Regions from separate parts of the Homo sapiens genome. Here regions 2, 3, 4, 5, 6 and 7 are each linked to region 1. The links are chromatin loops, found by intact Hi-C in ENCODE. Cell type or tissue: endothelial cell of umbilical vein. All regions are shown on one strand. Links, peaks and the distances in the headings refer to the core of each region. The heading gives the core; the rest is flanking DNA.

The links. A loop is a pair of places that touch in the nucleus more often than their neighbours do. Peaks named below come from ENCODE experiments on the same cell type or tissue, not always from the same donor. Only the 100,000 strongest peaks of a DNase experiment are listed, where the experiment ranks them.
Region 2: a loop joins it to region 1, with 8 times the contacts of the local background. A loop is called at or near these places in 2 of 110 quality-filtered maps.
Region 3: a loop joins it to region 1, with 11 times the contacts of the local background. A loop is called at or near these places in 66 of 110 quality-filtered maps.
Region 4: it touches region 1 in a loop (6-fold over the local background); 12 of 110 quality-filtered maps call a loop at or near these places.
Region 5: a loop joins it to region 1, with 5 times the contacts of the local background. A loop is called at or near these places in 66 of 110 quality-filtered maps.
Region 6: a loop joins it to region 1, with 4 times the contacts of the local background. A loop is called at or near these places in 6 of 110 quality-filtered maps.
Region 7: it touches region 1 in a loop (4-fold over the local background); 2 of 110 quality-filtered maps call a loop at or near these places.

The regions. Positions count from the first base shown.
Region 1 is chr3:158,915,968-158,919,967 of GRCh38, forward strand. No RefSeq gene overlaps it. Among named protein-coding and RNA genes, the nearest start is that of MFSD1, 120 kb to the left of the region's middle. RefSeq lists a silencer at 2,108-2,157. In endothelial cell of umbilical vein, for the core only: a CTCF peak has its summit at 2,128 (motif pointing right); a DNase peak (open chromatin) is centred at 2,244; H3K27ac peaks cover 397 bases.
Region 2 is chr3:159,189,495-159,194,178 of GRCh38, forward strand. The region is part of intron 1 of IQCJ-SCHIP1 (IQCJ-SCHIP1 readthrough); the gene reads left to right. All of the region lies in intron 1 of IQCJ (IQ motif containing J), which reads left to right. Among named protein-coding and RNA genes, the nearest start is that of SCHIP1, 81 kb to the right of the region's middle. In endothelial cell of umbilical vein, for the core only: no CTCF peak of the experiment used is centred there; DNase peaks (open chromatin) are centred at 927 and 2,137; H3K27ac peaks cover 1,534 bases.
Region 3 is chr3:159,250,712-159,255,395 of GRCh38, forward strand. It overlaps IQCJ-SCHIP1 (IQCJ-SCHIP1 readthrough), which reads left to right. Exons shown (of 10, transcript NM_001414413.1): 3 at 2,016-2,096. IQCJ (IQ motif containing J) reads left to right here. Exons shown (of 4, transcript NM_001042706.3): 3 at 2,016-2,096. Among named protein-coding and RNA genes, the nearest start is that of SCHIP1, 20 kb to the right of the region's middle. In endothelial cell of umbilical vein, for the core only: a CTCF peak has its summit at 2,267 (motif pointing left); DNase peaks (open chromatin) are centred at 1,730 and 2,240; H3K27ac peaks cover 403 bases.
Region 4 is chr3:158,844,108-158,848,107 of GRCh38, forward strand. No RefSeq gene overlaps it. Among named protein-coding and RNA genes, the nearest start is that of MFSD1, 44 kb to the left of the region's middle. RefSeq lists enhancers at 1,773-2,067, 3,222-3,271, 3,442-3,511. In endothelial cell of umbilical vein, for the core only: a CTCF peak has its summit at 1,845 (motif pointing right); no DNase peak of the experiment used is centred there.
Region 5 is chr3:159,258,621-159,262,620 of GRCh38, forward strand. IQCJ-SCHIP1 (IQCJ-SCHIP1 readthrough) reads left to right here. Exons shown (of 10, transcript NM_001414413.1): 4 at 3,928-4,000. It overlaps IQCJ (IQ motif containing J), which reads left to right. Exons shown (of 4, transcript NM_001042706.3): 4 at 3,928-4,000. Among named protein-coding and RNA genes, the nearest start is that of SCHIP1, 13 kb to the right of the region's middle. In endothelial cell of umbilical vein, for the core only: a CTCF peak has its summit at 1,641 (motif pointing left); a DNase peak (open chromatin) is centred at 1,621; H3K27me3 peaks cover 218 bases.
Region 6 is chr3:159,127,963-159,132,646 of GRCh38, forward strand. The region is part of intron 1 of IQCJ-SCHIP1 (IQCJ-SCHIP1 readthrough); the gene reads left to right. The region is part of intron 1 of IQCJ (IQ motif containing J); the gene reads left to right. Among named protein-coding and RNA genes, the nearest start is that of IQCJ-SCHIP1, 61 kb to the left of the region's middle. In endothelial cell of umbilical vein, for the core only: a CTCF peak has its summit at 2,333; a DNase peak (open chromatin) is centred at 989.
Region 7 is chr3:158,792,346-158,797,029 of GRCh38, forward strand. No RefSeq gene overlaps it. Among named protein-coding and RNA genes, the nearest start is that of MFSD1, 7.4 kb to the right of the region's middle. In endothelial cell of umbilical vein, for the core only: a CTCF peak has its summit at 2,805; no DNase peak of the experiment used is centred there.

The DNA.
Region 1 (4,000 bases), core at 1-4,000:
TTTCGACTGACCAATTAGCCAAAGGCTTTTATTTTGTTTCCTAGCTCTCCCGATATTATGGGGACCATGGGGGAGAGAGGATACTCACCCATCCGCAGGAACCAAAATGGCACTGACTGATCTTCCACATGGGACCCAGTTGAATGTCTCTCCAGATTTCCTCACCTTGGGTGGGCTTGGCTGTCACACAGGATGTCTGGTGCAAATGCTGGTAACCTATTGAGCTGTTGGTTAGAGCAGCGAGTCTCACATGAGGCAGCAGCACTATGGTCACTTGCCCATCCACTCAGCTCTGTTGCCTGCCAGGGAAAGTGATGGCTCTGAAAAGAGCCTTTGGCTATTAGTACAGCTCTATAGTATTAGCTATTTATTGTTACAGCCTTTGTGTTATAGCTCTTGCAGCCTCTATCACAGACTGCTTTGCTGTCTCTTGCCATCTCTGCTTGTTGTCTCACTGATCGGTCTCTTGCTGTCTCTCACGGTCTCTTGCTGTATTCTTGCTGTCTTTGCTGACTGCCATCTCCTCATCTCTCGCATTCTATGGCTCACTGTCTTCAACCCTTTGTTAATCACCGAATGATGGAGGGCAGCTGAGCCTCAAAACTGGGGCTTAGCCTAGGAGGGTTCTTGTATTTTCCCAGGAAAGAATTCAAAGGCAAGCCAGTAGTGTTATACAGCAACTTTTATTGAACTGGCAGTGTACAGCAGCATCAGAGGTTCTGCTCCTTGTGGAACAGGGTTGCTCTGGGCACACTGCCTGTTGGGTAGCCCTTGAATTCCTTCCTGGGTGAAGCTGAGAACTCTCTCAGGCTAATCTCTAATTTTGGGGCTCACCTGCCTTGCATCAGTTGCATCTATGGCAGGCTGTGCTGACCCCATATGAGGCTCCATTGCTAGAGTTGCTTTCTGGGTAGGGTCATGAATGGCCTTGTCCTGAACTCCCTTACCTGATCTTCTTATGGCCACATTTGAGGATGTTGCTAGAGTTTGGGGAAAAAAACAAAAAACAGTTGTGTATGATTCTTCATCTCATGGAGATGAGAGAGCCACGGATACACAGGTACTAGTGTGTGTGTGTGTGTGTGTGTGTATACATGCATGCATCAGTGTGTGTAAAACTACAAATATTCTGTTGCCTTAGGATAAAACAATATGACTTACTTAATACTAAGTTTCAGTATTATGATTTATAAAACAGTAGAAAGAAAAAAGTGCTGTGACAAAATAGTGCACAATTTAAACAAGAAGAAAATACATTTTAAAGGTAATGTAAACCTCTTTCAATGGACTTTGCCAGGTGGTGTACAGGACAGTGACCTAGGGCCCCAGCTCCTCAGGGCAAGCATAGCAGGCTGTGTGCAGAGTACCTAGGTGTTCTTTCTGAATGATGTCTTTCCTGTATAATTTCAGGTGGAATGAGGAATGACCTCATGTTAATGAATAGCAGTTTGATTATTGGTGAGGAAATTTTCTCTTTAGAATGAGAATTATTGTTCTGGGTTTGGAGTTCATGTATGGAACTCAGGGGTTTCTGACTCTTGAAATTATATTGAAATGTTTGGAGGTACTTGTATGTATGTGTTTTTTTCACAGATAGGTTTGTATATGTGTACATTTTTCTAGGGATAGGTTCTGTAATTTTTCTCAAGTTCTCAAAGGGGCATGTGAACACTCCTACACTGGTTGTACAATCATGTCTTAAATGATTTAGGGTTTTAGGTCTTAGGGGTGGTGGATTGAATTATTGTTCTAAAGTATTCACTGTGCCTCCACATTGGCACTTTCCTGGAGAAAGATTAGAGTCCCACCCCACTGATGTTGAGCTTGGCCATGTCACTTGCTTTGATTGTTAAAATGAGTGGCTATGACACATGACACTCCTGAGCAAAAGCTTTAACAGCCATTGTTTGATTCTACCATCACTCTTTTACTTCTGCCATGTGACTGACATGTCCCAAAGAGGAGCTGCATCTACTTTCTTGACTGAGAATGAAGAACTGGAGCTGAAGTTGACTCTGGAATATCTCACGCTAGTAAGAAATAGACCATATTGTTGCAAGCCACTGAGATTTGGGGGTTCTTTGCTGCTGGCAACATATCTTGGCATGAGCCGACTGCTCCAGTAGGTGGCAGCCTGGGTTACATTCAGAATCTTACAGGACACCACTGGAAGGCCCTGGTGTGATCAGCTTCCTGCGGTTTAGTCCATTAATGAGTGACACATTTTTCCTGTGGATTCTGTGTGTTGCTTCAAGGTTTCCCCATGGAGACAGAAATAAGATATTAGTCCTGTGGGGTTCATCTGTTGAAACTCAGAGGCCATTTTTTCAGGTTCAGAGTGCTTCTCTAGCAGAAGGGAGCCACTCCATGCCTGTTTCTTCCCTCTGCCCTGTGGCTAAGTGTGTGTAGGAAAAAAATCACTGATACGAGGAGGTGTCTGAAGTCAGGAACAACTCTTTGAAGCATGACACAAACCACCTAACGCAATAGTATGAACATATTGAAAAATTATGGGGTGCATATCATTTGTGCTGCAAAGTATACTATAGATTTATTTTCTAAAATGCTCCCTTACTCTAGGAATGACAAGGATGAAGAATAGGTGTTACCACAGTAGGGCACAATGAAAGGCCACCCAAGTGAGAAAACAGATTTCATAGGTGACTCATAAACAAAGTACTACCTTCAGGAAAATAAAGAAGCCATCCATTACCCAAACAAAATGCGTAATAAGGACAAGTGCTTCATCACCTCATGTTTGACGGCTAGAAGTCAGAACTTTCATAAGGGAAACACTGCAAAATCTCATTCTTTAGTCAGAATGGGCTGCTCCTGAATCAAAGAACTATTCTGTCATTGGAGAGATTTGACTTATTCCATACCCCCAGATTCTTAACTACTGCCACCATTAAGTGGTTTTAATTTTTAATAATTTTATTGCTTTTAAAAAAATCTGCACTAAGTTAATTATCCCTATTAACTTAAAATGGGGAAGGTTACTGGCCAGCTCATAAAAGATCTGCCCTGAAACCTTTTACCCAATGGAAAATAATTATAGGAAACCATATTGCTATGTTATTAATACTCCAAGTGGGATAATTTCCTAACCCAGTACGGTACATCTAAGAAAATGTTCAACTTTTCATCATAGCTTGTAAGACTTTATTATTTCATTTATGGCATTTATTCATTTAAGGCTTATTTATTGCCTGTTTTCTATTTGCCAGGTACTGTTCTTGGTGTTGGCTCAGCAAAGACTCCACCCTCGAGGTGGTCACATTCTAATGAGGGAAGGCAGAAATTAAGTACTAACAACAAAGATAAATAAATGTGGAATATGTCAGGTGGTGATAAATACTCTGGAAATGATAAAGCAGAGTAAGGTGAGGTAGAGAATTATGGGCAGAGATATTATTTTATACAGGATCATCAGGGCAGTTCTCATTGATTGAGGGCATTTATGAAAGTCCTGAGTGAAGTGAGGCAATGGCCATGTAAAGATCAGTTGGAAGAGTGAGGAATTGGATTTACGTCTCATTTTACTCATAGTCCTGCAAAGTTGTATGTAAATTGAATTTTAAGCATATTATGAAAGCTTATTATAACTTTTTTGGTAGTGAATCTTTCTCTAAAATGAAGATACCATTGGCAAAATAAACAATTATGCCCTCAAAGTAATCTGCATTGTAAGTGCAAGTTTCTACACATTGAATTCACTTTAAGAAGGCTACACATGTTCAGGGTACGATGTTATCAATGAATAATGGATATGAAGAAGAGTTTTGAGTTAGTGAAAAGTCTTAGGTATAGATTTTTATTTTTAAAAAAGACTTACTATTTAAAAGTATGTCTAATTATAAACAAATTAACAGTGTTGCATAGTTGAGGCTCTTAGAATACCTCTTCGAATAACCAGAATGCTTTATGATTAACATATGCAAATCACATAAATACATGCTTTCAAAATGTCTGAGAGTTCTTAAAAATGATTTCTGTAGTT
Region 2 (4,684 bases), core at 355-4,354, 270 kb after region 1:
AAACTTCATTCTCTGGCACTAGAGGGAGATGGTGACAGGTGATTCCTGAAACTGATTGGAGTAGACAATGAAGCTCTAGAAACTAATTGTGTGTACTTTGCTGCCCTAGGGTCGTTTTAGTGGCTGATATACTCCCACCCACCACAGCATCTTTGCCAAAGAACATTGGTGTTTAGTCTTTGCCAAGAGTAGGAATTTTTAATCCTCTTTCAAGAAGACTCAGGTTTGGATAAGGCAGAGAGGCCGTCACTAGTCGTTCCCCTTCTGAAAAGAGGTGTCTGATCTTCTGTGGATCCAATCTCAGGCTCAGACAAACCATGAGCACTCCTGTGAAGCAGGCAAACCTGGACTTCCAAGTCCTAACTGTTCTTTCCCCTCATTGCTGAATTCTGATCTCTCCCTCCTCAAGTCTGCACTTATGCTAGGGTTCTTCAAAACTCACTCAGGAAAGGGCCTAACAAACCCATTTGTATCAAGATAGGAATGCCTGAAAATATTCACCCTTTGTCAAGAAGTGAACCCTTAATCATAAAGATTCAGGCCTCAATGAACTGTGTCTATGGCATGGAGGATAGATACAGTTTTAGGCAGGATCCCTTCCATCCCAGTGTTCCTGATACGTGGCTGGCCCTAAGTACCAGTTCCCTGTGTGTGACCAGAGGATTAGCACCCTGCTCAGCTGCAGTGGGTGGAAAAACCTCTCCTTTCTCAACCAAGACTCTTCTGGATTTGTGCCATCATTTGATCCTGGGATCTTGCAGTTCTCTCAGCATATAATCAAGAAAAACAGCCATCTGTCTCACTGCCCTGTGTTTCAAATGCAAGTTTTCAATTCAGCAAACATTTCCTGAGCACCTACTTCTGCCAGGGCATGTTTAAAGCTCTGGGCTAGATTTGGTAGTGCTGACTTCCGAGATTTACAGTCTCATTAGGGAATGCATTCTTCTCTGGTAATGGAAGGACACATGAGTGTTAAGGTGAAGCTGAGGAGAGGCGCATGAATCATAAGTAGGAAGGACTGCTTCAGAGGCAGCTGGAAGTTTAGCAGTGCCTTGTTGCATTTGACAGGAATTGAGGGATGAAAGGAAAGTCATTCCTGGCAGTAAGACAGCCGTGAGGTACATACTTGGATGAAGCTATAGCTGAAGGGAGGTCAATGGAGTCAGCATCCTGGGGTCATTAAGGATGCAGCACTGAACTGAGATGGACCTGTGTCCCGGTTCTAGCTTCACTGCTACCTTGGACATTTTGCTGAACTTTTCCATGCCTCATTTTCCAATATGAGAAATGTGGATAATAATAGTAGCTACCCTGTAGGCTTAATGTCAGGAGTAAAAGATATTTAGGTTAAGTTCTTGGAAAAGTTCCTAGCACATAGCAGTGGCTCAAAAGGTGTTCTTGTATAGTTAGGGGAACATTAGACATTGTACCAAATAAACCTCCACATTGCAATGCTTAACACAATAAATATCTATTTTTAGTCATATTTCAGTCTTATGCGGATGTTCCTATTCTCAGGGATTCTTGAATTCAATGACTTTACTGCCCCCAGGAATCTCAGTGCCCTTGACATGTAGTCAACAGCAATTGGAGTGGGGAAAACGCAACTCCTCCTAGCCTTTACATAGGCCTGAAAATAACATTTCTTTTTTTGGTGGAAACGGGTTCTGCAGCCCTAGTTGGATGCAGTAGGTAGTGAGAAACACAGTTCCTGGCTAGACGGAGGCTTCCCAGCACCTTCTCTAGGCTCAGGTTGGAGGAGCATGGGTTTAGGTGTACAGTTAGCCATCCCTGCCTCAGTTAAGATGATGAAGATGAGGAGGAGGAGGCTGGGGTTGGATCATGGAGCATCTTGGTTTACAGACTGAGGACCTAAGATGATTTTGTCTAAAGACATTAGGATTTGGGGGACAGAAATGGTATATCTCATTAGACACCATCTGAAATTCATTGCTCAGTTTTGATTTTTCCTCAGGGTGGGAGGGTGATACTTCCTGAGGCCGACAGAACAAGTGGTCATCGTGTTTTCCCTGTCATTGCTGAAATGAAGTGGGCGATGGGATTTATAGCCTATATAAGGCTTTGAGTCAGTTTATTAGAGTGAGTTCATGCAGAGGGTTAGCCAAATAGCCCTCCAAGTTGAGAAATAATAACACTGCAGCTTTATCTCTGCTTTTATCTGAGGAGCTACAAAGTACTTTACAAAGCCTGACAGCATCCCCCTAAGGTGACTAATATTATAGCTATTTTAGCAGGGAGATTTTATCTCTGGTACAAGTTAGTATAAAGCCATTCTGGAAATACTCTGGCCAAGGTTAAAAATTCTATTTGAGAAACGGAGGCAGTTGGACACAAGCTCTGTTTCCCATTCTTCCCATTAGGGACTATATAGAAATCTGTATTTTATCATTATGATGATTTTCCTGTTGGTATCTTTGGTACATTCCTCCATAAAGGAGACCAGTGAAGCCATTGAAACCCTTCCATACATTTTCATCAGAAAATGATTTCCCTTAGGAAACTGACCTTTCCTCCTCAGAGAAGTGACAGTCCTATAAGTTCAAGAGGTGAGAGCAAAATCTATGCTCTTAGAAAAGTTCATGCATGACTATGCCAAAAGCTTTAGTGAGACTTTGCTGTCCAAGGTGACTTTCTAGATGATCTTGTTGGTAAAAATCAGAATTTTGGCTTCTTTAGGCATACTCTCCCTGGCATCTCTCTCTGTTTAAATGTTATTGATAATTTATGTGCTTTGGAGACAGATCTCTTTTTAGAATCCAGGCATTACCTCTCCTATCAAGGGCAATTTTTGGGGTGGAGGGCAGTTTTTCTTGTGTTCATTACATACAAAACTTGTATCCTGGTGCTATAGGTCCAGTCCCTCATACTCTGAGATGGATATTTGCATGCAGGGAACTTCTTGGGGAGTGGTTTTATGAACCACATACATAAGAGAGTGAAGGAAGCAGAGTTGCGGAGAGGTAGAAATTGAACTGTGAAGCAATTGTGACAAAGACCTCAGCTAGTCCTACTGGGAACTCTGGAGCTAGCATGGCCCTTCAGAGTTATTTGGAGTTGAGACAAAAGGACCTGGTTTTTGATCAGCCATTGCAGTTGATTGCCTGTAGAAGGGGGCGGAACCTTAGGCAAGGAGGCCCTCTTCAGCCAAGAGCAATTCCTTAGAGAAATTATATTGTGCATTATCAGTGGCCATTGCCTGGCGTCTGGGGAAATGTGTGTCTTGGTCCTGAAGGGTGGCCTGGACAACACACCACAGCATGCACTACAGGTTATTCCTTGCATGCTCAGGTTCACTGTCTTGAAATATTAAGTTACCTCATCTGGGAACAGGTCCTCAAGAATTCTGGTTAGCCTCTCTCAAGGGGAAGCTTACAAGAAGAAGGTTAGAAGAAGAACCTCAGCCCTGCAATGCAGCTGGTCTTAGGGTCACAGCTGACTCTCACCATTTACCTCCTCTAAGATCCATTCTAGTTTCCTCTCATCCTCAGCTAGCACTTTTGCAAGTCAAAGTGGCTTATCTTGTGAGGCAACCCAGACGGTCATCTCTAAGGGGTCTTAAACACTGGTCACCATCCTTTTCAGTCCGTAACTGCTACATTTGACCTTCAAAATTGGGTAGGAGAGTACTGACAGATACCCTAGTAGACACATGGTCTGCGGAAAATATCTCTCTCTGCAAACCAAGACCTACAGACCTAAAGAGCTTAGAGTTGTGAAGATGAGACACAATTTCACCAAGTGGGTTACTAACAGTGATGATAGTGGGACAACTTCTCCATCTACCTAATGATTCTAGATCCATATATTCTAAGTACTGGTGGTGTACTGGCCTTGAAAGGTGTTATTTCCAATCTGATACCTCAGGGAGTCTTCCAAAGGTCAGCTGAGTCCAGCAGCTTCTGGGATGTTTGATATGTGATAGGAGCAGTGGTCCCATACTCATCTGAGTATACCCATATGAGTATGCCCTCTGCTGCTGAGTATTTCTACCTCTTCCCAACTCTGCTTCACTCTAAAGTGGTTTACTTGGTTTAATGTGATGTTATGTGTGGTTCCATGTTGGTGGATCAAAGATTCTGTAAGAATCTTGTATGGTGGTACAGGCTAAGAACTTATGAGCAAAGGAAGAAAATCTATACCCAAAATATGTGTTAATTCCAGTCAAAATTATTCACTACCCCTTTCTATTAGAATGTAATCAACTTGCCACCAGTTGGATATTTGGTCTTCTCAAGGGATAGTGCCATATGGAGGATCACTGGTCCTTTTCACTGGCAGGCGGGACGTTGGTCAGCAGTGAAATCTAGATAAGACTTAGTACAAGGGACCTCATGATGTCTGGCTTATGTGTACTCTCCAACTCTACCACCATGGATATTTTGTTTTGTGACTGTTGTGCCAAAACTGGTATGGCTGATGACAGATGCTGACTTACATCAAATCCTGTCTACTTGATTTTCAAGGGGTATAGATGTCCAAAAACCCTTCAGACATTTTGATATTCCTCTTCCCTCTGTGTATGGTTACTTGAGTAAATGGTCATAGGTCTTTTGGGGGAAGAACTGAGGAAGTAATTACCATACACACTTGCTGTGGTGTTACAAAATCCTTTTGCTCTGTAACTCAGCCTCTTCTTCAATCAATGGGCTCTAGTCTGAAAACT
Region 3 (4,684 bases), core at 303-4,302, 340 kb after region 1:
TTCAATTATTAGATTATCTCCACCTGGTCTCGTCCTTGACATGTGGGGATTATTACAATCCAAGGTGAGATTTGGGTGGGGAGAGAGCCAGATCATATCACTTTCTATGCCCACCTACCCAGGATTAGGTTCCTCCGTGATTCTCCTTTAATAATATCTGTCACACTTGCAAATACTTGTGTAATGTTCATGTTCTCCTAGATTGTGGGACCACAGGAACAGGGACCATGTCTAGTGTTTTCACCATTTTATCCTCCATGCTTTGCATCATTCCTGCCACACAAGAGACATTAAATATATGTGTAGAATGAGTGATTAACAATTAATTAGTAATGGACCCTGAATACCAATGGCACAGAGTAAACAAGAGTGCTTCCTTGCCCCTCAACAATCAGGCTGAGTAACCCCAAGCTATCTTGGGGTGCTGACACCACCTACTTGTCATGTAGGAATTTATGTGCTCTCCTATGTTTTCCCTACCGCCAGGACATTCCTTTCTAAAAAGAAAAAAATACATTTGTGATTCTAAGGGATCTCTCCAGCACAATTTTTTTCTTTTTTTCCCTTTTCTTTACTACCACCATATTCCTAGTCCTCATAACCTGGACTATTTGAATAGCTTTCTAACTAGTTTTATGTCACTCTCCTTGCTCACTCCCACCACAAATCATCCTTAAACCCTCCATTTATCATATTTCCCTGCTCCAAATGCATGGAGCTCCCTGCTGCAATAGATTATGATCTACAGTGTGAAAAGCTTTTCACACTGTAGATCATAATCTATTGATGGTTTGTTAAATAAATTTGGTGGGTCACCACTGACCTTTTAAAAAAAGTTTCAAATATAATTCAAAAATCAAAGTATATCACATGTAGTTGGGGGAGTAATGTTTCTTGAAATTTTTATTGCACACACACACACACACCCCTACCTTACCACATGCACAAGTACTGAATTGGGATGTTAAATATATTACCTATGAAAACTTCAGTCAGTGGGATTAAGTTTAATAATCCTGATATTAAAATACTCCAACCAGTGCCTTCTGGTGGAGAGAGCAGTGAGATGTGAGTTTTAATGGGGTTCCTCCTGTACAGTAAATTTAACATTATCTCTCCAAGCTTCAGATTTTTCAGCTGTACAGTGGGGAAAGTGACTTAGTTAATGGAAGTTACTGTGATAAATAAGATAATGCACATAAAATGCCTATGACAGTGTGTTATACACATTATGAGACCAGTAACTATTAGCTTTCTGCTTATCAAAGCCTATTTCCTTTTGTTCTCCTATTTTTTTCATCCACTTCGACCAAATTTCTCTTTATTTTCTAAAAATATCCTTTGAATGTTTTCACCTCTATTTGTTTTATTGTCTTCCTCATATGTTGCCCTTCACTCTCAACTTACCTACTTCCTATCCGTCCTTCAAAACTCATCCCAAGAGCTGCCTTCTCCATGAAGCCCTTCTTGATCGTTGTAGCACTAAGAGTGCTATAAGCTCACTGAAAGCAGTGATCATTTCTCTATAGCCCTCTGCCTTTCTACAGGTCAGAGATCCATGCTTTGTTCCCAGTGGAAGCCCTGAAACGGCTTACAAATGAAAGGAGGAAAGGTCCAGTGGCAGTGGTACTACTGGGGATGAGTAAGGTCTTCTCTACAACTTACTAGTTGGCCAGTATCATGGAATTTATAACCATATCCTTGTGTTTTTTCTCCCCCTGAAATTGTCCAATATGCTCCTTTTCTTTTCTCTTAAAGGAAATGATTTTCATACCATAGCTATGAATGTTAGTTGAGAACAGCAAAAGGACAACAGAAATAAAAGTCAAAGCCACATTTTTTTTTTCATGATATGGTTACTCATCCATCATCCATCAACAGGAACTTTAATAAATTAAAATAAACAAAATTGAATCTACATCTTATTTTACACATAAGTATAAATTAGCAGTATTATTGCTATAGATGTTAACCTTCTGGATTGGGAGATATTGAGACATTATTTCTGTTTCTAGTCACCAGCTGGCCATGGATGCAGAGAATAATATTGAAAAGTATCCCCTCAATCTACAGCCCTTGGAATCAAAGGTGAAAATGTAAGTTATTTCAAAGTATAAATTAAGCAATTAGTTCTAGTTTTATGAATTCCTGAATAAATCTGGAATTTTCGGGCACAACAGTTATGCATCTTTATTTTACATTCATGTGCTGCATATTATTTCCTCCCTCTTCTAAGCAGGAACACAGCTACTTTGGGTACACAGCACCATCTACTGGGTAGTACAGGGAATTATTTGCTTGCCATTATTTTCACCACTTTTTGGTTTTTCCATTTCTTGTCTAGTACAATCCTTTAACTTCCACTAGCATTTTCCTTTGCCTTTCGTCTTAGTAACTTGGTGGTTAATTCTATCTTTGAACAATTTGGTTATTTCCACCTCAAGCCATCTATGTATCACACACACACACACCCTTTTAAAAATCCTCTTCTTTCTATTTCAGCTTCTTTTCAATTATTTTGGGAAAATGTTTCTTCTCTTCTTTTTTTCTCACTTCTTATCCTTTTCTTCTTATTGTCTGTTAAGATACCCAAATGTAAGCCTCCTCCCCCATTATAAATGACTATTACCTTAAAATAGTGCTAACAACATCTCAATATTAACAAAATGAAACTAACAAGATCCAAATTGAGAAAGACTTTATTATAGAACAAAATATTAACCTTCTAAAACCATTTTAAGTAGAGAAGGGGCCTGTTATAATTACCTTGGAAGCAATTTCAAAAATATTTATGACCGTTTTCCGAGATCTTTTCCTGTTCTGATTTTCCTTCAGAAGCATATATGAGAAATGCCAGTGAGTGTATATTTAATCTCTCTCCCCACCCTCTCCCTCACAAACACACACACACACACACACACACACTCACACACTCAGTATAACACTCCGAGAAGCATGAGAATTTAAACGAGAATGTTAACATATCTGAGCTTGGCCAGAATCACTGATCTGTTTTTTAACGTGCAAGGAGGAATCTTTTAGAAAAGAAATCGCCCTAAAGAAGGGCACCTTGAGGTGTGTACAACGTTGAACAACACCAAGTTGTTGCTGGACTTAGGAACTAAAACAGAAATCACACAAATACATAATATCCTGCTGGATAAGAGCAAATACCAATACATACCCCTGTAAATCTATGTTAACCTTGGTCACCAGTAAAAAGCTTGCCTCTGCATGAGCATAGAAGGCTACCCCTCAAGATGAAGTCCAAACAAGACTTCTGAACCAGTGGGGTGCCCAGCTACAAAGTTCTGTGTCACACTTACTAAATACATAATGAATCAGGCTATCGAATCATTTTGTGTAAGCAGTGTGTCAGCCTCACTACACAGGACATTAGTTGGCAAACATAGGTTGCTTTATCATTAGGAATTTTCTCATTAAGATAAGGTCCTGTTAAATGAAAATGTGCTGGTGAAAGAAAAGTTGGTGTATGACAAATTAGAGTGTTTAATGTGAATGCTGAAATTAAGTTAGAAAAACTCCTGGGTCTTTTTCAGTTCCCATCACCTTCAATATGTAGGGGCTGTGGGGTAGGTACCAGGAGAAGGACTAGGCAGAGAAAAAAAATCTCTGTGCTTCAGATTCCAGCCAGCTCAGAGAGCCTGAGATTTTATATTTGTTGATTTGTTGGAGGAGTCTCAGCTCAATGAGGTGCAAACAGAATGGTTTTTATCTCTTCTAATAATTCTGAATCCCATTTCTGCTCACTGGAGAGAAAGGAAGGAGAGAAAACTTAATCTTGCCCAACAATAGAACTTGAGTCCCATTGGAGAGTTTAGTCTAGTTCAGTGACTTTTGTCTGATGTGGTTATTAAATTCTTAACTCTCATGGCAGGTTGAAAATCTCCTCTCTGCATACATGAGACCTTTTCTACAGCTGAGTATTCTGCTTCCTTCCTTTCCCTCTCCTCTTTCTATCTCCCCTTCTCTCCTCCTTCCTTCTCCCTTCCCTCCTTCTCCCTTCCTTTATCAGTGTTACCTCTCCCACCCCCATGTACTAAATACCAAGACTGCCCCAGGTTTCCTATGAATAGATGGCGGACACTTTCACTCTCAGCAGTTGTTTCCTTTAACAACTGTCCTATGTTTTGGGACTCTGAGGGAAGGGGCCATTGGGTCTCCTGTAATCCCCCCAATAGTATAGGCTGCACATCCTCAATGGGTTTGTGCCCCTTGCTCTGCGGGGGCTTTGCCCCATGATGCACCAAGCAGTGCCTTCCTCCAGCTGACCGTGGCATCTTCAACAGGGACAATCTTGGGATATTCTCATTCCTGCTTTCCAAGATAAGTTTTTTTAGTCCTGAAGAGCATTGGGTATAAAAAATGTGCCCTTGTCCCAGGTACCACGGTCACCCTGTATTATCACAGGCTTTCTCTTAGGGTCTTTTGACTTCTTTTGGTGGGGACCAACTGAGAGTCTATCTTCTCCTGGGGGTGGAGGGAAGTGAGGGTCAGTCCACCATAAAATCCCCTCTCCTGAAGGCTCTCCTTTCCCCTCCATGATGAGAAAAGAGTAAACAGTTCCCATACAGGGTGTCTGGCTAGTCTAGTGTCTGCAAGCCCTGAGGGGGATGGAGGTGCTGTGGCAAGGCAATCTCTGAATGTAAAAGAGAGGAAAGAT
Region 4 (4,000 bases), core at 1-4,000, 72 kb before region 1:
TGGATGTGAGGCATGAGCCAGATGAGTTGAGGGTGTGTCTGAGCTCTACAATGTTGATGACTGTGTGGGTGGTGAGGGTCTGAGGTGAGCACCAGGCTGAGGACTGGAGTTCTGAGGTTGGTGCGGGGGACAGTGGCTCTCCATGAGGTTGGTGCAGGGGACGGTGGCTTTCCATGCCTCAGCCTGCTGAGGGGCTCACCACCCTGCTCCCTGGCTTTAAAATCTGGAGAGCAAAGTTTTTATGGCTGGGCGAGTAAAAAAGCTGTTTTCATTCATTTTGTACCCTATAATTTGTTCATCTGGGGGGCTGGAAAATGCTTAGTAATTTCTGGTGAAGCTGCCTTCCCATCTCCGTGTTGGCTCTTGGAGGGAAGCCGAGGCGGGAATCCACCATGATTTAGCACTGGCTTGGGTCTGGCAGTCCACCCACATGATCTTACTTAATCCTCAGAACAACCTTGTGAGCAAAACATTATTACCCCTGTTTTATGATGAGGAGATTGAGGGTCAGAGAATCCTCTAGGGCCTATTAGGACCCCTAGTCTAGTAGGCAGTACTCTGATCTGGCCCATGGGCTAATGCCCTTCAAAGGACTGTTTTGGGGTAGTGAGAAGTGCTCAAATCCCACCTGTGCCAGGAACAAGTATGCCTTCTAAAGCGCTCACCATATCTCTGAGCCATGATTTCCTCAGCTGTTGTAAAATGAGACAATCCCTTTCTGGGGAGACTGCTGTGAGAATTACCTAGAAGAGAGGCAAGTGCCCCACAGGGCTGCCACGAGGGAGAGAACCCACACATTTTCTCTTTCCCTCTCTTCCCTCTGCCTCTTTTAGAGACAGTGGTAACCTGGAGACCTGAGCTCTTTGGTTTATGTGGCTGGGTGGGAGGGCAGGTGTGGCTTTGCTACCCCAGGATGGACAGGGTCACTTTATCCCTGTCTGTTACTGTCTGTGGACCCAATTTTATCCACCACTGATTCATATGTTGAAGCCCTAACCCCAACGTGACTGTATTTGGAGTAAGAAAGTAATTGTGGTTAACTGAGGTCATAAGGATGGGGCCTAATCTGATATGATTGGTGTTCTTATTAAAAGGAACACTGGCTGGGCACGGTGGCTCATGCCTGTAATCCCAGCTCTTTGGGAAGTAGAGGTGGGAGGATCATTTCAGGTCTGGAGTTCGAGACCAGCCTGGCCAACATGATGAAACCCCATCATTACTAGAAATACAAAAATTAGCAGGGCGTGTTGGCGAGCGCCTGAAATCCCAGCTACTCGGGAGGTTGAGGCAGGAGAATTGCTTGAACCCGGGAGGCAGAGGTTGCAGTGAGCCAAGATTGTGCCACTGGACTCCAGCCTGGGAGACAGAGTGAGACTCCGTCTCAGGGAAAACAACAACAGCAACAACAACAACAACAAAACAGAAACAAAGGGACACCAGAAAGCTTGCTCTCTCTGCCATGTGAACACATGGATTTAAATCTGTGAGTTGACTTTAGCATTTAATATTTTATCTCCATCTGGAGAATATCTTGAACAAATGAAACCATTTGATGGAGTCTCATAAATGCCTTCAGACAGTAAAAGTTTGTTTTTATAAGTTTTTAAAAATAATAACTTGATTCATATGTACAATTCTTAATTTGCAAAGATGAACTAGGGACTTATTTACATCACAGCATAATTACTTGATTTTTAACAGGTTTATATAAGGGGGGCCCCCTGTGTACAATTAATTAGGTGGTGGATTAAAGTAGCAGGTGGTTTTTTTGGAATTAATTTTCTAACGTGCTTCAAATCCACTGGATAACTTGATGTTATTTGTCCACCTGACCACTAGGTGGCAATAAAGACCAACAGGTTACAATCCCTCCCGCTACCTGCTGCCCCGCCTCAACCCCAGAAATGGAAGCCAGAATTAGGGTCTTGTCCAGGTATAGCAGCTGTGAAAGAGATATGATTCATTGAAGACATGTAAAAAAATCCCACCGATCAAAGAATCTCCTATTGGTCTGTTGTCTGCAGTTACTATGTTAGGTTCACACAAAGGAATAGAGTGTAGCCAGTTGAAAGCTGCCTGTTGGGATGATTCTTCAGACTATCCCGTGAGATAGGCATGGCAGGCACCTTTCCCCCATTTTACAGCTGAGGAAACTGAGGTTCAGAGAGGTTAAGTAGAAGTCATGTCTGTGGTGATTTGGGGAAAGCCTGGACTTTTTACAAAGCAAAGATTCAGCAAGTTCCCAGATTTCCGGGGAATGTTTTCTTACCTACTTGTCCCTCCAGTGCCTGTCACCACCACCTGGAAGAAGAAAGACATGGAAATAAAATAGCAAGTCATCTCTCAAGTCACTAGATATAGCACCTCTGTCATAGATGACAGAACCCTAGCTCAAAAAGCATGATCTGGAGATAATAAAAAGAAAGATAATATATAATATTAAAATAAAAACTGACAAGAGTGAGACCCCTCTCCCATCCAAGTACTAACCAGGCCCAACCCTGCTTGGCTTCTGATATCAGGCGCATTTAAGGTGGCATGGCTGTAGACACATAGCAACCCTATACTCAGTTTAAGATATACCTTGAGTCTGATCATAAACGGCACTGATGTTAGCTTTTTAATGATTTTGTATTATATTTTTACAACGTAGGCTTACATTTTCTCTGTACCTGGGCCCCTCTTCCATGTTTGAATTGTCCTGAAATATGGGAATCCAAGGGCTTTTATTTTTTCACAATCAAAGCAAATTGGGTTCTTTAAATAATTTAGAAGACTTTCTAGAGACAGTGAGTACTTAATTTCAATAATTAATTTGTACAGCAGCTTGCACATTTTTGTGTTCTGTTTACAAGGATCTGACACAAGTTCAACTTTGTGTAAACAGGGAGTGATTGGGAAACTTGTATTGTCACAGCAGAGAAGGTGGCTGCTCTGAAATCAGTGTGACTCTGGAAAAATAATTACTACCTTTCTCTTTTTAATCCGTATGTACATTTGTGTGATACCCCAAATTGACTCTGAAATCAGAATTTTTAAACTCAATTAATGATGTGGTAAAAATAGCTGTAGCTATATTGTCCTGTAGTTGTGAAAGCCCATCACTGCCTCTAGGCTCAGGACTCTGAAAGGGGATTTTGAAAAAATCTTTTTCCTTTTACTTTCATTTAGCATCAAAGATCTTTAAATGCATCATGACTGAGTCTTTCCTGTGTGCTGTGTATGAAGAAATGTAAAAAGCTGGTTTGGTTTGGGGCAAGATAAGATATCAGTTGCAGAGCCGGGGGCTCCAGGAGTCGTGGCAAAGTTGCCTAAGGCATCTGCAGAGTAGGGGCTGTATCCCAGGACCCCTCCTTTGATCTGGTCTTACCCTCAGGCAGCATGTTCCCCTGACAGCCTGCCTGGAAAATGCTACTTACAGTGCTAACACCCTGGTGTGCTGCCCACCATCAGAGCTTTCTTGTTGCTATAGGATTTCTGGGGTGGGAGGGTGGTGCTGGCGGGGGAAGAATCTACAGCAGCTCTGGACACTCAACATGTTGGGGAGGAGGGAGAACCATGCTGTCTTAGCCTGAGTCACCCAGAAAGCAGAGCCAAGGCTGAATGGGCTACCGTTTTATTGGAGAGTGTAATCCGAGGGAGCAGGAGTGAGGGACAGGGGAATGACCTGTTGAAGGCGGGAGAACCAAATGTGAGGATTTGAAGATGCATTATTGAGTTGGCCCACACCCAAGGCAACTGAGTGCTCAATCCCAAGGGACGGTCCTCTGAGAATCTGAAACCTGCATCTCCTGTGTCTCAGGAATCGATTGTGCCTCATATCCTCAGGCACAGGAGAGGGAAGCATTTATCCAGCAGCTCCTGTCTCCTTCTGGCCAGGCCCACACTCCCTGGATGAGCTTCAGGGCTGCTCTTCCTGCAGGGGCTTTGAGAAAGTTCTCCTCCAAAGGGGGCTGTGACAGCGGGTGCATGGCACATCCTGTGAGAACAGAAGAGGATC
Region 5 (4,000 bases), core at 1-4,000, 340 kb after region 1:
TCTCTGATGGTGTCCTCTTTTGTCCATCCCTAAATTCAGCCTACTTGAGTTATAATGTATTTTGAATTTTTTATAATTGTTTGGTAACATATAAAAAATAGTACTTTCTCATAAAAAATCAAGATTTCTGGCTGTTCTTGAAAAGTTGAAACCAATTATCAACTGCACCAAAGCAGGGTTGCCCACACTGCCCAGTCTGTGCCCCACTGCACAGTCTGCCCCCAGCCTGACCCCAGGTGGCTTCTGAGAGCCTCTTGCCATCTTTGTAGCCTCAGACTTACTGCTCTTCTCTGGGATCCTCCTGCTTCCTGCCTGGTGTCTTCACTTCTGTGCCTTTGCCCAAAGATCTTCTTCCTCTCCATCAATCTCAATCCCATCCATGCTTCAGGACTAATTAAAATACTAGGACTCCCTCAAGCCTTCTCTAAGCACCCTAGCTCTCTGGGAACCCTCTCCTCTCCTCTTCTAGATAAACATATGCATTGGCAACCCGGACTGCACTGGCTGTGAGTCCCCCAAGTGGCTGTGAGTGCATGACAGAGCCAACCGCACTGCAAAACACACAGGGATATACAGAAAAAGGGCAGAGGCAGGCAGATTGTGCCACCCCTGCTATAAGAGAAGATACACAGGAACTGACCTAGCAAAAAGAAAAATTGTTGAAAATGTATTTGTCATCTGTTTAGAAGTAAACCCTTACACTTTATTTATAATTCAAAATATAGGAGCACACAACATGTGCTTTCTTACTTCAACAAGCCTTTAAATAATTATAATGAATAGCATTGTCTAGTTTCAAAAAAAAAATGTCAAGGTAGTGGGTAATTTACTCTGTAGCCACAAAGGAGACTTGTGAACAAGAATTATGGTAAATCTAGGAGAAGAAGGCTGAAAGTGATTCCTTATGATTGAGAGATGAGGTGCTTCTAAATTTTACTTTAGTTCCCTCTTACAGTAAAATAACATCTGGAGATGGTATTAAGACAGCTTAATACTGGAACAATTTAATCTTTGAAGGTCATGTTGTAGGAATCGCCAAGGGGAGTAAATAACATGTAAACACTTTTCTATGATACAGAGAATAACATAGCATAGTTCCATCATTAAAAAACAATGTAGCAATTTTGGGTAATAGCCTGGTGTGACATGATGGCCCTGTCATTTTTTGACCCCAAATGCTAATTTAAAGACTTGTCCAGCTTATCATCTAGTCCTCAAAACTGTAATTATGAAGGACAAGTAGTAATGAGAAATATATATATCATAGTATGTTTTAAAAATAATAAGATCGTGTAATAAATTGTTTTCACATATGTGGATGACTATAAAATAAATATTACAAAAAAACAGCTCCTGTATTAAGAAAGTCAGTGGGTGCACAGATGTTTTAAATACATATTTTAAAAGTACTTAATATTGTCACCTTATAAATTAGAAAAGAAAAGGATATCCATTAACTAGGAAGAAAATAATGTTGTCTTCTTAATATCTGACTTAAGGAGAACTGGTATGCCAATTTCCAAATTCCATAAAACCAGGAGGGAGAAGAGGATGTTTAAGTGCAAATTCCTTTGCAAACCTCTCATCTCAGTTTTGCCCAATGTTATTTGGTTCTTTAGAGGTGTCACACCGCCCTCTGGTGTTCAACAAGCTAAAATGTAGTATCTCAAATGGCCACTATATTTTGTTTTTGTATGTTCTGAATAATGAAGACGATTTAAAGGGAAAAAAGGACAGTGTAGAATACCTCAAAGTCCTATAAAGTTGTGGGTGTTCTATTGGTTGTCAACATTTTCTAATTTTTAGACAGCCTTTAAAATGTTACACATTCTGAGCTCTTGACGGGCAGGTTTAGAGACTTTAGGAACCTTCAAGCAGCAGAATTTGTTAGCTGGGCTCTGGGATACCCCAAGCAACTCAGAGGATGTGAACATCACCGACAGCTTCCTTAAGTTCACTCCTCTCTGATATAACGGGTCTTGAAGAAGCAAGAAGACCACCAAACTCAGGCAGGCAATCTTATGGGACTCCCTTTCCCATTCTGCTTAAAATCTTTAAGCCAAAGAAAAACAGAAATAAAAATGCACTTTGAGCAAGATTTCGTAATAAAACAGTGACCAAATATAATTCAAATTTGGGCCAGATTCTGCTTTAGTGAGGCTTGAAGTATGTATAATCTGAAGAGTCCTTTAAAAAAAAAACTCTAAAAGTATCTTATTTTTACAATTCTATACAAATCATGAAGAGCCCCTCATCAGGATCTTGGAAGAGGCTCCTGGCCTTTAAGTAAGAACCCCTAAAGCTTAAGTTTCCTAGCTTCAGGGAATTGGCTACTGACCCAAAAGTATTGTTTTCACTACAGTTGATGGACTTTTCCTTGAGCATTGTAATTCCCAGACCTTTAATAAATTAGGGAAAACATACAGATTCAATAATGTGGTCACATTTTTTTTGTTATTTATATGCTGTGACCATTGAGAATTGATGATCTTTGAACTATTCCAGCCAAATGAGAATAAATAAGTTTGTTGATTCAGAAACAACTTTAATGACATAGGTTGTGTGTGAAAGAATTACAGAGATCAGATGCTTCCAGGAGTTTAGAAGAGATAGTGATAGAATTAATACAGCTATCTTAAACTATTTTAAAAGGCTGAATCCTAACAACTAGTCCGCATGAACTGTTAACTCCCAGAAGAGGTTAGACTGTGTTCAGTGACCCCCCCTATGAAAATCGAGATGTTAATCTCAAAGATCACAAGCCAGTCTGATATGATTTGGCTCTGTGTCCCTACCCAAATCTCACCTTGAATTGTAATGATCCCCACATGTCAAGGGTGTGACCAGATGTAGACAATTGAATCATGGGGCAATTTCCCCCATGCCGTTCTGTTGATAGTGAGTTCTCAGGAGGTCTGGTGCTTTTACATGGGGCTTCCCCCTTTACTCAGAAGAGGTGCCTTCTGCCATGATTGTAAGTTTCCTGAGACCTCCCCAGCCATGCAGAACTGTGAGTCAATTAAACCTCTTTTCTTAATAAATTACCCAGTCTCGGGTATTTCTTCATAGCAGCATGAAAACGGACTAATACACAGTCCATGGGGGAATCACTTAGCTTATATTAAGAAGAGGTTTCCGTTATCCTGAGCAGAAGATAATTTATTTTTTCTGATACTAATCACAGAAAATAACTTCCTTAGGCGAAACCTGAAATAGCTGCCTAATGACATTACATTAATTCTCTGAGTAGTACGTAACACTTGAATAATCTTTGTCCATTTCTTTATTTATAATCTTTGTCCATTTCCTATTCCCTTCCACAGTATATAAAACCCATGATGTGGTGCTCTCGCCTGCCTTGTGCCCCACAGCAGGGCCACTGCATTTGGCCATGCAGACTGTGCTGCACATCACTGACACCTTCACCTTGCAGTCATGCAAAGGACTGCTCTGGAGCTGTGCACGGCAGAGTCCCTGTTCAGAGTCTACAGCTGACCCTGGCACAGAATGGCCCCTCAAAAATCACACATTGAGTGCATGCAGTAGTAGTCAGCCTATTTATTATTCTCATCTAAAATATAAGATGAAAAATTGAAAGAATTTGTTGTCTCATAAATCAAAGTACATTTACCTGTGCAAACTAGTTTGTTTTGACTGATGAATTTTATTATTAAGTTGACTCTTTTAGGCCGGTTGAGTGCAGTCAAGTCTGTGAAAGTCAAACCAGTAAGGTAGGGAGACAGTCTCCATGGCTGGATTGAAGTTAAAGTTCAGGTCTCCTGATTCACTACATCACATTCTGTATGTTCTACTTCCCTTGGCACCAAAGCCAATTCCTTCAGACTCCTTGTGAGTTTCTGAGTCTGTGGACCATGATCCAACAGTAATCATGTGTGTGCTGTTTTTTGTTTTGTTTTGTTTTTTCAGCATTCAGCGAGCATGGCGAGAGTACCTGCAGCGGCAGGAGCCCCTGGGGAAGAGGAGCCCGTCCCCACCCTCT
Region 6 (4,684 bases), core at 416-4,415, 210 kb after region 1:
ATCTTTCATAAGTTACTGCTGCTGTCTATTTAAAAAGAGGCCTCAGTCACTTTTATTATAGTGTGTTTGAAAGACTGTAGAGAGAAATATCTGAAATCACCACTTCCTAGTTACCATCTTCATAATACTGTAAGGCAACACAGAATTTTTTTATTTCATTTTGTTTGAATAAACCACAGTCTAACAAGATGCTTCTGTTTTATTATCAGGCAAAGGTAAATGTAAAAATTCATGGGACAATGGGCTGAGATTACCAGAGAATACATTCATAAGAGAAATTTGGGAGGCTGTGAATTTCAAGTACGTTCTAGGGCTGAAAGTAATAACTAGAATTGGTTGTTGATATGTCTATATATGAGCCAGAGGAATGGATAGAAATCCAGACATTAAGAATTAATTTCAGACTGGCTATGTCATTTCACTTGTGCAGACAAGAATCTTCTCATCCATCTGGTGATGGAATCGATGTTAGAAATATGTCTTTTCCTCTGTCATTTTCTGAAGATACACAAGCAGAATTCACAAATATTTTTCTAGGAATGTCTGTTGGGATACCCATTCTCAATCTTGGCGTCTCATCCACAAATCCCACACTTTTTGTAGTGCTGATACGCATGCCCCTCGTTTCTAGACTGACCTCCCCTCTGTGTAAAATCTTGTGTGGACTCTGTCAGCCTCTCTCATCTTCCAGCTTACTAACGTTCCAGTCCATCCTGCCTGTGTGGCCAGATTAGTCTCCCTAAAGATCTGCTCCCAACACATCACCCTTCCCTTTCCCAAAGTTTATAAAGCACCCTTTCTTCCTACCGTGCTTTGAGAACAAACTTCTCCTTCACAATATAGTCTGACTCATCTTTTTCTACCCAAGTCTTGCACAATTCTTAAATACTTCCTCATATTCCATCCAAATGATGTAGCCCCTTGTTTTCAGAACTCATATGCCCTTTGTTTTCCTGTTTCTGTCTTTGCTCATCCTGTTTCTTCAGAACTCTATTTCTTTTTTTTATCCCTATCTCTGTTTGCTAAAATCTTATCCACTGCTAAAAACAACCACGCATACCAACTCATCACACGTTCAACAACAACAATAACAACAAATTTTTCAACTTTTATGAAAAATTACTATAACAACATTGATAATTTGGAAAATAGAGGAGAAAACAATCACAAGTCTCTGATGTATTAATAATTATTAGTATTTCCATCTCGTAGATAAGGAAACAGAGGCCCTAAGAGATTAAATAATTTGCCTGGGCCACACATCCTGTAACTAGCAGAAAGTTGGGATGATAACAAGTCTACACCAAATCTGCTGATTTGTGAAATAGGAAAAAATTTTCATTTCTGTCTCTTGTTTTCACTTAATAGTTTGAGAAGCTCAGGGCTAGTCCTATAGAGCTAGCCATTTCCCCCTAAGTAACATCTGCAAATCTAATTGCACCTGAAAATATATTCCATTATTTGTAACCTCCTTGCCTTCTAAGCTTGTGGCACAAGTTGACTAGAGGTGGGGTTCTTTGTTTGCTCAGCACTGTCATAAACTTGGTGAGCATCTGTGGTGGTAGAAGCTCAAAAAAGCCAAATTTCTCTGTGTAATAGAGGGGAAAGAGTTGTAAAGTTCCCAGAAGAAAAGTTCAGGGGAGAGGAATGAGAACTAAAGGGAAATCATTTGTATGGAAGGAAGGGTGTGGTCTAAAAGAAAAACCTCATAATAAAGAGCAGTTTTAGCATATAGAAACATTTAAAAATTGTTTCATTTTGAACTAATATACATTATCCCTGATGTAGATTCATACACAGCAGTAAGAAATAATACAGAGATATCCCCTAGGCATGTCACCCAGTTTCCCCCAGTGGTATTATCTTGGATAAGTACAGTTCAGTATCACAACCAGGAAACTGACATTGATAAAATCCACTGACCTTATTCAGATTTCACCAGTTTTACATGCACTTGTGTGTGTGTGCACAAGTGGGTGTGTGCAGATGCCGATGTGTATTTGGCTCTATGCAATTTTATCACAAGTGTAGATTGGTGTGAGCAACACCACAGTCAAGGGAAAGAACAGTTCCACCATAGGATTTCTAGTGTTGCACTCCTGTAGCAAACCATCTCCCTCCCCTCCCCATCCCTAACCTCTGGGAACCTCTAATCTTTTCTCCACCTCTATAATTGTATCATTTCAAGAATGTTATGTAAATAGAATCATACAGTAAACTTTTAATATGAAATTTTCAGTTATTTGTTGGGAAGTTTTGTGATATAAGCACCTCATCTGTCTTTCTAATGTCATCTTGAGTCTATGCTGCTTGCTATTGCTTTTACAACTTAGGCCACGGGGAGGCAGTATGTGATGGAATGCAAGTTCCTAGGAATTGAGAGATGTTGTAGGTAGAGCTTTGACTTTCAAAGACCACAGAATTGGTGGAACTGTGAGCCCACAGTACCTAGATCTCTAAGGGGCAAAAGAGGTACATGTGACATTGCATGAGATAATATTTGACATAGAGCAACTAGAGATGTGAGTGCATTCTGGCCACATCATCTGCTAACTGTGTAAGATGTTTCCTCATCTGTAAAATGAGGATGATAGTGATATCAACATCATAAGGTTGAGGAGAAGATGAAATAAAATACATTGTGTACCTTGCCTGGCATGTATAGTTTGAAACATTGTAGCTTCTCAGGTATATATTTATTTCACAAATATTTATAGAGCATTTCCTGTATGTCAGGAAGCACCAGGGTCAGATACAAAGGTGAGCAAGGGTAGATTAATCTCTAAGAAATATGTACTTCTTTTAGTTAAGTGGAGTATGGTTATAGAAAGCATACAAAAGCAGCAATAAAGCATAATTTAGTCCGATTTACTTTTCTATAGAAATATAGTTTTTTTGTTTGTTTATTGCCTGTTCCCTTCTGCTATTGATCCAAGCTGTTAATTATCACCTATCTTTCAGAAGAAAAGTGTTAATTGCTCCTTTAATCCTTAACTCCTTCATCTGTAAAATAAAACTTTATCTTTCCTACCTCTCAGGATTATTCTAGGGAAAGAATTTGGGAAGAACAGAGAAGGCAAAGTATGTAAAAGAATTGGTAAACAGCAAAGAGCTTGTGAATGTGAGGTACCACAAGAGCAGCATGGAGGAATGAGCACATACCTGGAGGTAGAAGTCCTGGGTTCAAATCCTGTATTAGCCACATGGTGCTAGTTGTGTGACTCGGAGCAAGTAATTCAACTACTTGGGGCTTCAGTTTCTTGACATGTCAAATAAGAATGACATCACACATAAGTATGTCTCTCTCTTAACGTTGTGCTCTGGGCACTACACACCACCCCCCGCCTCACCCCCACCCAAGTCCCTCTCTACTTTTCTCCTTTTCTCTGTGCTCTGGGTGCCTGATCCCTCTGAATGCCTCATCCAGCTCCCTGGCCAGTTAGCTGTCAATTAAATTTGGCCAATGAGAGGCATTGGCAAATCAGAAAGTTATGGGAAAGAAGCTGGGGCACTTCTTTGCTCTCTCTGCTTCTGTGCCTAGTATCTGGCAAGGATTGTGCCCCTCCTTGAACTCAGTCTCCAGGATAAACCCTCCTAGATGGTGCAATTCTCACTGAGCTTTAGTAACATTATATTTTCCTGGAGGTTGATAACAGCTGTCTACTGTTGTAAGTTTCTGGATGCCTCACCATCCCTTACTAGTTCACTTTTTCCTCTCTGCACCTCTGCACTCCTTTCATTAAGGTCTGTTCCCTTGAACCAGCTGAGCTAATTATTATTCCTGCCAAGATCCCAACTGGTACAGGTGGGAAGGGATTAAATTTAAATATAAATGAATATTATTTAGCCTTGGGTCTGGCACACAATAATAAACAGTGATTCTCAGGCTCTCATTTGTCTACATGATTTTGCTTAGTTTTTGTGCAGAGAGTACCTTCTTTTTATTCCTTATGGCTTACATCAAATCCACTCTTTTACATTAAGTACACACACACACACACACACAAATAGAGCAAGCCTGTTTTCCCCATCCAGAGATTATGCTGCCATGAATTTGCCTCTGTCAGCCCTTCCAGCTGACCCATAGATCCTCACCCTCTGTTTGGAAACTATCTGTATTTTTGTACTAAATGCTAAAGAAAGATCATGTGCAAGTTAGCAGAGCTTCTCCTGGGATTTTTACAGCCTGCTGTTTTCAGTTGAGAAGGTCTTGGAGTTTCTTGTTTGTTTGTTTTTTAAGATTTAGGCTCAGAATTGGAAGTTACCTTGGGGTTGTCTCCTTCAGCTTCTTTTTCATACATAACCCAATCCTTTTAAGCTCTAAGTAACTAAGAAGTGTGATTTGGAGAAAAATTAAAAGAAACCCCTGCTCTTCTCCCACGATATCCAGGCATGGATTAAGATGCTGTCATTTGAAGATCTTTCTGGCTGGATTTTTCTTCCCCTAAATGATTGAGTTAACACAATTAATTTTATAGCATCTCCTCTGGTAATCACAAATGATTTTTTATTATATAATTTCCAGTAGGAGAAAGATGGGTGAGTAATGAAGTTGTGTGACCAGAGACAAATAATGTGGTTGCCAATATTTGGAGTCTAATTCAATCTGTTTCCTGCCTTTGGATGCTTTAGACTCCTGGGATTTTAGGAATGGAAAGAGCCTTACTGATCACCAATCGATTCC
Region 7 (4,684 bases), core at 313-4,312, 120 kb before region 1:
TTTATCAAAAATTGAATACTGTAGGACATAAATGTATTCATTGGCATTCGAAATTTGGGGCATTTTAGGATCACATTTCATCCAAGGCGTGGTACCTGTCTTTGTTCCCAACCCGCGAGTCCCTCTCCTCTTGATCCTAACATACCAGTTTAGTATCTTTGGGGGTAGATCATTTATCTCTATTTAATTAGTTTTCAAAACAGATGATAAGAATGTGCCTGTCTGGAGGTCTGTATAAAAGGAACTTTTTTTACTGTCTAATCTTTGTTCAGTCGTTAATTTGTATTGAAATTCCAGGGAATTATTTATTCTGCTCCTTCAGAACTCAAGTTTGCTATAAACAAATGAGGAAAACAGCAAATTATTTCCTTGGAACTGAATAAAAATAAATGTAAATGATTCCTACGCGTTTTGATGTACAAAAGTAGTCCTACCTTATCCATGGTTTTGGTTATCTGCAGTCAACCTCAGTTCAGAAGAATGAAATGGAAAATTCCAGAAGCAAATAATTCATACGTTTTAAATTACATGCCATACCGCGTATCATCATGATTTCCCAGTATGAAATCATCCCTTTGCCCAGTGCATCCACTGTTTCCACACTCCCCGCCAGTGAGTCACTTGGTAGCTGTCTCAGTTATCAGATCAACTGTTGCAGCATCGTAGTGCTTGTGTTCAAGTAATCCTTATTTTAATAAAAATGCCTCCAAAGTGCAAGAGTAGAGATGATGGCAATTCGGATATGTGAAAAAGAAGCCATAAAGTGTTTCCTTTAAGTGAAAAGGTGAAAGTCTTCGACTTAATAAGGAAAGAAAAAAAATCGTATGCTGGGGTTGCTAAGATCTATGATAAGAATGAATCTTCTCTTTGTGAAATTGTGAAGAAGAAAAAAGAAATTCATGCTAGTTTTGCTGTTGCATCTCAAACTGCAAAAATTATGGCCATCCATTGTGTGCCAAGTGCTTAGTTAAATGGAAAAGGTATTACATTTATTGGTGGAAGACATGAAGAGAAAATGTGTTCTGATTGATGGCAATGTTAGGCCAAAAAGCATTCAGCTACATGAAGACTTCAGCAAGGGATCCCCTAAAACTAGTGACATCAAGCCATTTACTGCAAGTAAGGGATGGTTAAACGGATTCAGGAGTACAGAAGGTCAATGGTAGCTTATTGCTGTCACAATGACTACATCATTCACCTCACTTCATCTCATCATGTAGGCAGTGTATCATCTTGCATCAACATAAGAAAATATGTACAATACAATATTTGGGAGAGAGGCCACATTCACATAACTCTTTTTACAGTGTATCATTACAGTTGTTCTATGTTATTATTAGTTATTATTGTTAATCTCTTACTATGTTTAATATATAAATTAAACTTTATTATAGGTATGTATGTATAGGAAAAAAAACATAGTTTACATAGGAGTTCGGTACACTCCATGGTTTCAGGCATCTACCTGGGGAGTCTTGGAAAGTGTTCCCCCAGGATAAGGCGGGGGCTAGTGTACAATAAAAAGCAGTATTTATTAAGCACATAAACATTCTTTCAGATCTATTATTCATTTATTTAAATTTGTAAACATTTATAGGGTACAGGTGCAATTCTGTTACATGCATAGATCATGCAGTGGTCAAGTCAGGGCTTTTAAGGGTATTCATCACCCAAATAATGTACATTGTACCCATTAAGTAATTTCTCAGTACAGAATTTCTCACATTCACCCTCCCAACCCTTCACCCTTCTGAGTCTCTACCATCTATCATTCCACTCTCTATGGCCATGTGTTCACATTTTTTAGCAGTCACTTAGGAGTGAGAACATGAACTCCCTAGACCTCTCAGTGGACACTTTCCTGCTATCTTGGCCACTAGTTTTGCCAGTTAGGCTCTAAAATATAAGGACAGCCTTAGACTCCTAGAGTACATATTTTTCTTTTAAAATTGGTACTTCATTTACATAATAATACAAAAACTTTTCATTCCTGTGATTACATAAGTCAGCATAAACTATTTTTCATGAGTCACTATATGGAAGTAAACCAACGTCTAATCCCATGATCCAAATCAACGCAGTTATTTTCACCAGACTTCAAAGGCTGTCTTTGCACATCTTCTATGTAGAGTTGGATGAAGCTAATATAGAAGTTGAGAGAGTCAGAATCTCTTTCTAAGGCCTTTGTATATGATGTTGTTTTTGCCTGAAATGCCCTTACTCTGCCCCTCCAACCCCCACTCCCAGTCTTCTTCATTCTTCAAGATCAAGCTCATTTTTCACTGCTTCTGGGCTCCCAAGCAGAACCAGACACTCCTCTCTTGTCCCATACTAGAAACCTGCACTGCTGGTGGGGAGAGGTGGGGGTGGGGGTAGACCGGGGAGACAAAAGAAGGCATTGAAGGGGTTTACATCTTGGCTTCCAATATGAAGGATGAAGATAAAGAGAATGTTTTGGCTCACACAGCACTCAGGAGTTGTAGGAAGTAAATGCACATGAAGACTGAATCCAGAACTTGGATTTTTAGGAGTTACCCTATTCTCTTTTCTGTCTGTGTGGCTAACTTTGCTCCAGAGGCTGCAACCACCCCCACACCTGTGAAACCAGGCTGGTCAGTCTAGTGACCTTGTGTCCAAGATGATAAAGCCTATACTTACACCCCAAATTGCTTTCACTTTCCCATCACTTGATAATTATAAAATAAGTGCAATTTGTTTGGCTAATAATAGGTCAACACAGTTAGAATGAGCAAGTTCATTGTGGACAGGAACAGGTTTTTCCACAGCAGTAAGCTTCCTTTGTTACACCACTAGGTGGTGTAACGTGCTCCTGATTTAAGGGATTCACTTATTAAGCAGTTTTCAAGCTGGCCCTGTTCTAGATGTTTGAGATACAAAGATGCACAAGACTCTTAGGAGGTCAAAGTGTGGTGTATATAGTTTCAGATTTACAGAAAAGTTGTAAGGCTAGTAAAAAGAGTTCCCACATACCTCTACCCAGACACCTGAAATGGCAACATTTTACCATGTTTGTTTTATTCTCTCTCCATATACATATATATCTAATATATGTACATGTCCTTTGACTTCTAAATATCTCAGTATGTGTTTTCTAAAAACAAGTTCCTCCTCCTCCTCCTCCTCTTCTTCTTCTTCGTCTTCGTCTTCGTCGTCTTCGTCTTCGTCTTTTCTGAATTTTGCTCTTGTTGCCCAGGCTGGGGTGCAATGGCTTGATCTCAGCTCACGGCAACCTCCGCCTCCTGGTTTGAAGCGATTCTCCTGCCTCAGCCTCCCGAGTAGCTGGGATTACAGCTATGCGCCTCCACACCCGGCTAATTTTGTATTTTTGGTAGAGATGGGGTTTCTCCATGTTGGTCAGGCTGGTCTTGAACTGACCTCAGGTGATCCATCCGCCCTCCTTGGCCTCCCAAAGTGCTGGGATTACAGGAGTGAGCCACCACGCCCGGCCACAGGTACCTTCTTTTATAACCACAGTCCAGTAGTCAAAATCAGAAAATAAATGCTGACAGAATACAAATTACTTACAGAACTTAGATTTTGTCAACTGTCCCAATAATGTTCCCTATAGCCAAAGAAATCCTGGATCATGTGTTGCATTCAGCTGTTATGTCTCTGGAGTCTTCTTTAATCAGGGCAGTTCCTTAGTCTTTTATGACACTGAGAAATCAGGCCAGTTATTTTGTATAATATCCTTCAATTTGGGTTTGTTTGATGTTTCCTTATGCTGAGATTTAGGTATGATGAGCTTTTGTTAGGTAAATCACAGAGTTTTGTGTTTTCAGTTTCAGTGCATATCTGGGGGCACATAATGTCACTTTGTTCCAATACTGGTAGTATTAACTATGATCACTTGGTTCACGTATGTGGGCCAGGCTTCTGCACTATTTTTTCCTTTGTCATTAATAAATCTCTGGTGAGGAGCTACTTTGAGATTATGCATATATCCTTTACACTTCAAACTTTTATCCACTAATTTTAGTAACTACTGATTCTTGCCTGGATCAGATATTATGATGATGCCTAGCAAACAGTGGTTTTATATTTCCATCATTCCTTCTACATGTATTGATTGGCTTTCTATTACAAGGAAGAGCATTCCTTTCTCTTCTGTTTGTTTAATATTTATCCCAGGTCTAAGGGAAGAATGTACACTATCTTCACTGCCATTTAACATTGAACTGGAGATACTCACTACTGCAGTTAGTAAAGAGAAATCAATTGAAGGCAGGAGAACTAGAAAAGAGTGAGTAAAACTCTTTGTCTTTGCAGATGGTATGACAGTACACCTGGAATATCACAGAAAATTAACAGCAAAACTAAGTCAAACTAGAGAAGAATTCAATAAGTTGGCAGGACATAAACTTAACATACATAAATCAACAGCCTTCACATACATAATCAGTAACATGACATAAAGGTAGAGAAAACTACATTTACAAAAGCAACAAAGAATAATAAATTTAACAAGAAATTTGTAAAATATATATGAAGAAAACTTTAAAACACTCTCAAAAGACATGAAATAGTTTGAAAAACTGGAACACCACTTTTTTTTTTTGTATGTGATGACTTAACATTAAAAACTAAAGTCTCCTTAAGTTAATTTTCAAAGTTCATTAAAAAAATACCAGTTTTCTTATGGAGCTAGGCAAGCTGATACTAA